Linked DNA regions of Homo sapiens: region 2 is linked to region 1. Evidence: chromatin contacts called from ENCODE Hi-C or POLR2A ChIA-PET data. All regions are on one chromosome and are shown on one strand. The core of a region is the stretch at or near the end of the contact, and the rest is flanking DNA. Distances in the headings are between cores, read along the strand shown. Region 1 holds the start of CHST13 (carbohydrate sulfotransferase 13). Region 2 overlaps TXNRD3 (thioredoxin reductase 3).

Evidence for each region. Hi-C counts contacts between places; a loop is a spot of excess contacts on that map. ChIA-PET counts read pairs that join two places held with the same protein, here RNA polymerase II (POLR2A). Pooled maps may share reads with other maps.
Region 2: a loop to region 1 is called in a map of posterior cingulate gyrus, with 5 times the contacts of the local background. The contact joins the enhancer-like site here to the promoter of CHST13 in region 1. A Hi-C loop is called at or near these places in 3 of 168 maps with a recorded cell type or tissue (Calu3, natural killer cell and posterior cingulate gyrus) and 10 of 50 pooled maps. POLR2A ChIA-PET finds 5 or more read pairs at or near these places in 1 of 52 experiments (H1).

What each region holds. Positions count from the first base shown.
Region 1 is chr3:126,521,521-126,525,886 of GRCh38, forward strand. It overlaps CHST13 (carbohydrate sulfotransferase 13), which reads left to right and starts at 2,635. Exons shown (of 3, transcript NM_152889.3): 1 at 2,635-2,909. The coding sequence starts at 2,813. RefSeq lists enhancers at 1,959-2,459, 2,460-2,960, 3,021-3,521, 3,522-4,022.
Region 2 is chr3:126,605,336-126,609,701 of GRCh38, forward strand. TXNRD3 (thioredoxin reductase 3) reads right to left here. Exons shown (of 16, transcript NM_052883.3): 15 at 3,164-3,298; 16 at 1,715-2,638. The coding sequence ends at 2,570. It overlaps LOC105374090 (a long non-coding RNA gene), which reads left to right. Exons shown (of 3, transcript XR_924455.2): 3 at 1-2,205. Among named protein-coding and RNA genes, the nearest start is that of TXNRD3, 48 kb to the right of the region's middle. Within about 2 kb of position 2,021, at least 5 of the 41 ENCODE cell types and tissues checked have a DNase peak (open chromatin) inside an H3K27ac peak, as active enhancers do; they include natural killer cell, where a contact is called at or near this core.

The DNA of each region.
Region 1 (4,366 bases), core at 1,385-3,884:
GGCCACACAGCCAGGCTCTGTGGGAGCAGCACACCGGGCCCCAGGCTGGAGGGTGCCCCGAGGATGTCTGGAGGCCAGAGGGTGGCCCAAGGAGACCCCCAGAATGGAGGCTGCCCCCAGGAGGACCCCAGGCCAGAGGGTGCCCCGAGGGCTGGAGGGTGCCCCAGGAGGCCCCCAGAATGAAGGGTGCCCTGAGGGGATCCTTGGATCGCTGCCCAGCAGAGCTTCCAGACGGACACCACCTGCCAGTGTGAGCCAGTGGGACACTGGGCCTGGGTGAGCCTCCCAGTGATGCAGTGCCAGCTGCCTTCTGACTGTGGCAGCCTGAGACTCCCATGAGCACTCAGCCAAGCCCATGCCCCAATTCCCAATACACAAAATTGTGAGCAAAATTTAAATGGTTGTCTTAAGCGGCCAAATTTTAGGGCAGTTTGTTACCTAGCAACAGCAACTGGAACATCACCTCAGGGCCTTTGCAATGGTACCTGCTGGCTTCTGCTCCCTGGAGTCACATCTCTGCTCCAATGCCACCTCCCCCAGGCCTGCCCCGGCACCCTCCTTGCACCGGACACACTTTTCATCCTGGTACCCGCTGTGTTTTCTTCACAGCAGCATTCACCGCTCTATCTCTCTATCCTGATTTTCCGTGCTTCCAATCTGTAATGGAAATGCTGTGAGGGCAGACACTGCATGGGTCTCACCCTCTCCACCCAGGCCTCAGCACGGAGTGGGTGTTCTGTATCTGTCGAATGAATGAATGAATGCGAGTCCCTGGGAGAGGGCGTCTTCGCAGGGAAGCTCCCTAGGCCCCGGGCGTCTAGCCAGGCATCTGCACCCTCCCACCCCAAGACCCAAGACCATCTCTTCCTTTCTCCAGGGACCCCATTTCCAGGGACATCTCCGGATGAAGGGCTGAGATGTTATTCCCAACTTTGGCCACCAGGTGGCAGCATATAAGGGCAAAGCGCGCTGAGGATTCCAGGCTGGCAGTGAGGCCAGGGAATGCCGGTCTGGGGAAATTTGGAAGGCACCTTTGGATGCGAGTTAGGTCCGGCAGGGAATGCAGATGACCTGGAATCCCTGGGTCCTGGGCCAGTCTGGGGGTGGGCTAGAGGTTCCCCAAGGCCAGAAAAGTCATGATAAGAAGCTTCTAGCTTACTGTGAGTCTGGACTCCCACCCCTGTCCTTTGAGAACATCATCACCATTTAAAGCTGTATCTCAAAACCAGCAGAACTATTATTTGCTTAATATTCTTCCTTAAATAGATCTTCCACAACTTAAATAAATATAGTAGGGAGAAATTTTTATTTCACCACTTTAACAGAAACCAGCCACTTGCCAGAAACAGGCAGTAACCATAAACAAATTAATTACTAATATCAAATACTTACCTGGCACTCACTGAGTGCCAGACACTGTTGCAAACATTTCCTGTATCTCATTTAATCTTCACAGCACTGAGGTTTAGGATTATCCCCCCGTACAGGAAAATGGGAAACAGAGAGGTGCAGTTAATTTCCTAATCTCCCACAGCAGTAAGCGGCACCAGGTGGGTTTGGAGTCACCACATTTTTCAAGAACAGTTTAACAACTGGAGCTTCGAGTGTGGAATAATAGACACTGGAGACTTGGAAGGGTAGGAGAGTGAGCGAGGTGGGAGGGATGAGGAATTACTTAATGGGTACAATGGACATTATTTAGGTGATGGTTACACGGAAAGCCCAGACCTCACCACTGCATATCTCCATGTAACAAACCTGCACTTGTGTCCCTTACATTTATACAAAAAACTCCAAAAAAAACCTACAGTGTAATGTAGTACCCTATCCCATGCACTCACACTGCTAAATGTTGTTTCCAACGCACTCATCCGCGCACCCAGTGCCAGCTGCACCCTCCCGTTCCCTGCTAGCCTGACTTCTGGGCAGCAAGACCCTGCGGTTAGACGTGGGCTCCTGCCCACAGGGCTAGCTGGATGTGTGTGTCTTTCAAAGGCTGGACTTTACTCTCACCTCGCCCCCTCCACCCCCCAACACACACACACACACACACACACACACACACACACACAGTCCCTGGCAAGTCCTCAGAGCTCACGTGGTGCCCAGAGAAGTTGTGGGTGACACGATGAGGCACAAGCTCCATTCCCCGGGGGATGTAAGCTGAGACCCTACCTCTCTGTGCAAAGGCTAGTGCCACCTGCATGAGCTAGATTCAGGCAGGACCTGGAGACCCTGGAGGAAAGCAAGGCTGCAGGGTAGCCTTGGGTCGGGGAGGGAGGGACACTCTTAGGCCTCTTACTGAGGGCGGGGGTCCCGGAGAGCCATGGACAGGGCAACGCTCTACTAGGCTCCTTGGTTCATCCCAGATCAGCCCTTGGGCCCCTGGCATCTAAGGCAGCAAAAAGGCAAGGGGACACCGCCCGGGGTGGGGCACGCCACCGCGACAATGCCTCTTGGCCTTGGGTGGATAATGGCACCCCTGGGCAAACCCTAGGGGCGGGGCCCAGAGGCGAGGGGCTTCCCCAATCAGTCTCCGCCCTAGCGCCCTGGACTTCGGCCCCATTCCATTGGGTGAGGGTGGGGGCACGAAAAGAGGAGCGGGCTTGCGGCCCCACCGTGTCCCGCCTCCTCAGTCCCCAGCGACTCGCAGGGGCTGGTGGGGCTGGGGTCCAGCTGCCGTGCTCCCCTGCCCTGCGCCGCGCCGCGCGTCTTGGTAGGCGCTGCGCTGCCGGGGCCGGGTCCTGGGCCAGTGCAACTCCGCCCCCAGCCGTATCCAGCGGACTGTCCTCCGCCGCGCGCCCGGCACAGCATGGGGAGGCGCTGCTGCCGGCGGCGCGTGCTGGCGGCCGCCTGTCTGGGCGCCGCGCTCCTGCTCCTATGCGCCGCGCCCCGCTCCCTGCGCCCGGGTGAGTGCCCGCCGGCCGAGCCGCGCACCCCCAACCAAACCTGGCTCCTCGCGCTTTCCACCGCGGCCTGACCCCTCGACAGCGCGGGGGACACCTGTTGTCTCCTTCCTGGCTGGGGCTAGGGGTGGCGGGCAGGGGCGCTGGTGAGGCACAGAAAGGCTCTAGACGCCCCCGCGAGCAAAGGCTCTTGCTCCTCCTCCGGAGTTACCTCCCCACTCCCAGAGCGGTGACTGTTTTGAGTCCCACAGCCGGTGCCTGGAGACCGGGGTCAGTTGTGGGGGGTAGAGGACAATTGGCCAATCCGGGAAGGCCATCTCCCTTACCTTCACCCCCTTCCCCTGCGCACCCCACGGCCCCTGGACATGAGCGCTGCTGGGCGCATGCGCATAGGAGGGGAAGCTTGGGCCACTCGGTCCGGTCCCTTGGTTGTCCTACTGTGCAGTGGGTGCCACTCCCTGCTCCACCCTGAAATCCACACTGGGTAGGGCTTGGGACTCCTGTGCACCCACTCGTGGTCTGGCTGGGGAAACTGAGGCAGTTAGTCATGACTCCGCAGAGCTGAGTGCCCTGGGCTCCACCGGTGCTGAGTCTTTGCTCTGAGTCTCTCCTCAGCTCATGTGAAGCCTCCCATCAACCCATTTCACACAATCTGAAGCGGGCCAGAGAGTGGGGAGACAGGTGTGGTGGCAACGTGCTGGCTATACAATCTACTTGGGACTGGAGGGGCCCAGCCAGCGCCCGGGTCTCCTGACCTCAGGGCTGTTTGCCTTTCCTTGTATGTGGTATGCGTGCTGGGTGGGACGACTCAGTCCGCCTCCCCACCCCCAGTGTGGGCTCTGAGAATCCTGGGCCCCACCCTTGGAACCTGGCAGACACAGTCCCAGGGAGTAAGTAACTAGGTCCAGGGTGGGCGGGGATGTTGGGCAGTGGGGGTGGGAGTGGCCCAAGACTTGAGGATATCAGGGCCTGGGGAGGCCTCTGCCCACTCCCCCTGACCCTCACACTGCCCCTTGCCCCTTGTGTGTCCAGACACAGCAGGTCAGACCTGGATGCCTCCCCAAGCCCATGGGATAGGGCTGGGGTGTCTCTTTCCAGCACCCCCACAACCCCTTCTGTGAGCTGTCTGGTGGTGTTGAGCAGACAATCTCCTGGCAGTCTGGGGTGTGGACTCAGTGTCTGTGGCTGCCACAGCCTCTGTCCACCGAGTCATTCAGTAGACAGATGTTTACCCAGTACTAAGACAGGGCAGAACTTGGTGGCTACTGGCCCCTCAGGGCTCAGCGTGGGATGTTAGAGGACACCTGAGTGCCTGGGTCCCGGGGAGTGTCTGCAAAGGAGCATACATCTTTGAGTGACTGCATGGAGTGTCTGCGTCCCCATGTCTCCGTGGGACACCTCTCTCCTGTCACCTACTCTACCCAGGTTTGAGGGATGAGAAACAAACCAAGGTACTAGTC
Region 2 (4,366 bases), core at 771-3,270, 83 kb after region 1:
CTATCACACATCTAGTAAGTCATGAGACCAGGCATTCCCAAGTTTATCATTCTTCAAAGCCTAGGAACTTTCTATTGCTCTCTGCTTCCTGTGAAGCAGCTCCTGGTTCTACCAACTCTCCAGCTTGTTCTCCCACTAACCCCTCACTTCCCTCACACCAACTCCTCCCTCTACTTTCCATCATGCTATATGGAGTTTAAGGTCTTTGGGTTTCTAGTTAGTCCCACCGCTGAAATCCTCTTGCCAATGCCTATACGACACTAGCCTTTTGAAATTTCTTAAGCCTAGCCTTTATGGCCTAGCACAAGGCAAACTCCATAAATATTCCATGCATGCTTGAAATGAGTGTGCTTTCATATTGGGTACAATCTTTGAGTTGAGCTTGTTAATTCTGCTACTCAAAAATAAGTCTTTACTGATTTTTTTGTGTGTCTGACCTAATAAATTACTGAAGTATGTTAAAATCTCCACTATAACAGACACTATCAATTATTTCTTGCAGATCTATATACATCTGTATGTTATTTGATGCATACTAGTTTTATCTTCCAGGTAAAATTAGTCTCTCATCAATATATAGGTACCATATTTACCCCAGGAGAGGAAAAAGAGGAAAAAAGAGGGAGAAGAGACAGAGAGGAAAATAAAAAGGTGAAAGGAAGCCAACACAGATAGGTTTATATGTAAGCATCCTCCCCTCCTTGCAAAAGAAAGATAATTAGCCGTTCCAATGGTCTGTAACCTGGACAGTGGTTACAAATGCTTAAGATGGATTGCTTCTTTCCACCGACATCAGTGAGAACACAGGCTTCTCTGCTGCCTCTCTCTATGAGGCAGTCTGCTTCCCACTCAACTTTGCACTGGAGTACAGCCCATTGGGCTTCCAGCTTTATACAAAGGTTTCCTATTAGAAATTCCACCCATGCAAGCCTGGGATTTCGTTTTTTTTTGCCCCATGCTCAGTGCAAAGCAGGAGTTGAAGGCTTCCAGGGTTTTTGGTTTTGCTTCATTTGGGATTCTGCTGGCTCTGTGTGTGTGTGGCACTCAGCAATACAGTAACAAAATTATTAAAAATATATTTTATCAAGTATTTAAATCAAGTCTGTTGAAAGCATTAATCACACCCTCTCCATATTGCTTCTAATCTAATCCTTTTATCTCCTGCAATTCAGCTCAAATACAGCTACTTTTATTAAACTCTGTTCAATTACCCTACCCCTGCCCCACAGCCAATAGAAATTAATAACATCTCCCTCGGCTTCCCACTGCACTGTTTCTGCCACATGGATAGCAATTACCACACCATACTTTACACCTTTTAGACACATTTTTTTCTCCCAAATAAAAAAGCCACTCCATAACTAGGTCCTATGTCAGTTTTCTTTGGGTTCCCAGCCCCACTCCCCCACTGCTCCATTCCCTGCCTCCAAAGAGGGTAACAAAATGCCTGTCTACAAACAGTGTTCCTAACTGTTAGCTTAACATTTGTCTTTTAAGACAAATGGCTAGAAATTGTGACCCCAGCCTATCCAATCTTAAGCTAAACAGCTAGTGTGGCTCATGAGAGCAAGTGGCCTAAAAGAGCCTTGCATTGACTACTGTGTGGCATACTCAAGAACACAGAGGTTTTCCAAAAGGACCTTGGATGGGCCTCTGTCTTGAAGGACCTCTGAAATGCTGACATGTTTGTAAATTCCCATGCAACCACTTAATATTACCTGTATTCATTTATGGAACTTTATCATCATTAAACAGACTGTGATGGAATTATTTCACAGATAAATTAGTTAGATTTCACATAATACAGTATTAAAAACTTTTGGAAATAATACTATTAAGATGAACATGAAAAAGCAATTCAAGTACTTTTATCTTACATGAGATATTTTGCTCAGTCTCGAGATATTAATTAGGGGAGAATAGCTTCAAGGTTATCACCACCAAGTAGTGAGTGTGAGGGTGAAGCATGAGTCAGCGTTTTGACAGTAGGTTAAATGTGCCTCAAAAAAGAAAAGAGATGACTAACCCTACACAGTGTGTACAGCTTCCTGCTAATGCAGACAGCTATCCAAATGCAGCCCACAGCAGCCCACAGACACTGTTCACCAGTGAGCATGTGTGAATTCTAGGCCCACGCACTAGAAAACCACTACTTTATAGCATTTCTTAACTGAAAATATATTTTCACAGAAACAACAAAGCAAAGGGGATAAAAACAATAGCGACCAGAAAAGCTAACTTAGGTGAATGGTGCCACTCAAAGGTCTTTCCGAGGGAAGCTCAGTCCTGGCTTGCGAGAGTCAGCCTTGGCTCACCTCATAACGGGGCTCCAAGCTAAGGCGTCAAGGAAGCAGTCCCACTGCTTCTCGCTGTCAGCAAGACCACAAGGCAGATGCCCACTGCTGTCCTCTTTCCTTGTCTACTTTCTCATCTAAGTGTCGTAAGACAGCCCTGCACTGGTCCCTGAGTAACAGAGCAGCTGTCATGAGCACAGGCTCATTTTATCCGAGAGCATTCTTATCTTTGAGAGAAATGAGAATATGACAAGGAGAACTAAACAGCAGCAGGCCTAGCCTCAGCAGCCTTTCTGAGTGATGTCTAGTCCTGACGACTTTGTGATTTCCAAAGTCGTGAACACCTGTTCAAGAGAAAGAAAACAAATACATATTTAGATGTTAGTATTGTTTTAAAAAAACACATTCTGAATATTATATTTATGCTATTCTTTAAAATATACAAATCTGGCCAGGCATGGTGGCTCATGCCTGTAATCCCAGTACTTTGGGAGGCTGAGGCAGGTGGATCACTTTAGGTCAGAAGTTCGAGACCACCCTGGCCAACATGGTGAAACCCCATCTCTACTAAAAATACAAAAATTAGCCAGGCATGGTGGTGCACACCTGTAGTCCCAGCTACTCAGGAGGCTGAGGCGGGAGAATCACTTGCACCTGGGAGGTGGAGGTTGCAGTGAGTCAAGATCATGCTACTGCACTCTAGCCTCGATGACAGAGTGAGACCCTGTCTGAAAAAAATAAAATGAAATAAAATAAATTTAAAAATATACAAATCAGTTACTAATATGACATCTTTCTGACAAGTGCTTTATAATAGTTTTTCAAACTACATCAACTGAAGCCAATTTTTAAAACCTCCTGTTTCCTACCTCCCCACATGTGGGGTGAATTCCAATGGTGTCATCAAGTAGCTGTTTTGTGAGCCCACATTTCATTGCAGCTGCAAATCCTTGGGTAACCTCACCGGCGTTTGGTCCAAGAATATGAAATCCTATCACCCGATCCTTTAATACAGAAACAAAACAAAGAGAATCCCAGTAGGTTAATGGTCTGAATATGGATCCATTCACTGCAAATTCACAGTTAAAATATACAGTATCTACTACAGAAAAAGAACTTCAATGTCAAAGTGAGCAGAGAACATTACCATGAAACTAAGCCACTGTAAGAATCTGTTAAATGAGCCAGTAAATGCACATCCAGAGTTAATTTGCACTCAAATTTACTAGAACAAGCAATTTACCCACTGCATGAAGGAGTTCATTAGTATGATGTAAATTTCCAAATTATGCTGAGACAATGCTCAACAACAACATAACAAATCTGAATTAAAGTCCAACATTGGAATAACTCTAGGGCAGCAGGTTTTACTGGAAATAAGAGGTTGCTGGCCCAGGAAGCAAGATGCCCTGCTCCCAACATCAAGTGGAGACAAAGGAGAGGCTGGTGCAGGGCTGTCACCCAGGGCTGTGTGCTGAGAGGTATGGGGTGCAGGCAATGAGCTGACCCACCAAGATGGGAAGCAAGATGTGCAGTCGTTTTCCACGGTAACGGTGCATTCTAGGCTGTCCATTTGTCAATGTTCCTTCATCAGATTATCCTTCACTGTGATCTTCAACAGTAAAAGCATACAATAGATGAAGAGAAAGACTATAAAAGGGCAACGGAGGCCAGGGCCAGGAGAAACCCTTGCCCACTAAGCTTCTGGAAAAAGCAACAGCTCAGAACAGTCACACGCATCCACATCTGCTGACGGGCACTCCAGAGGGGAGGCAGGCAGAAGCTGCCAGGGCTGGGACTTCAGAGTGAGTTCCCAGGGCCCACAGAAGACTACTGCATTGGAACCTGAGGTGGTGGGTTGCTCAGCAAGCAGAAAAGGGGTGTAAATGAAGGTCCTGAGTGAGGAAAGTCTCATTTACAATTTTGACCCTAGAGCTGGAGTCAAGTATTTCCATTTCGTAAGTTCGAGGGTTCTGCTCAAGAAATAGGCATGTGGCCAGGGTAAAGGGAAGGGGCATGCTCCCCATAGTTAAAGAGCAAGGACAAGAGTGTGGCCTAGGGATCTGGGCGGG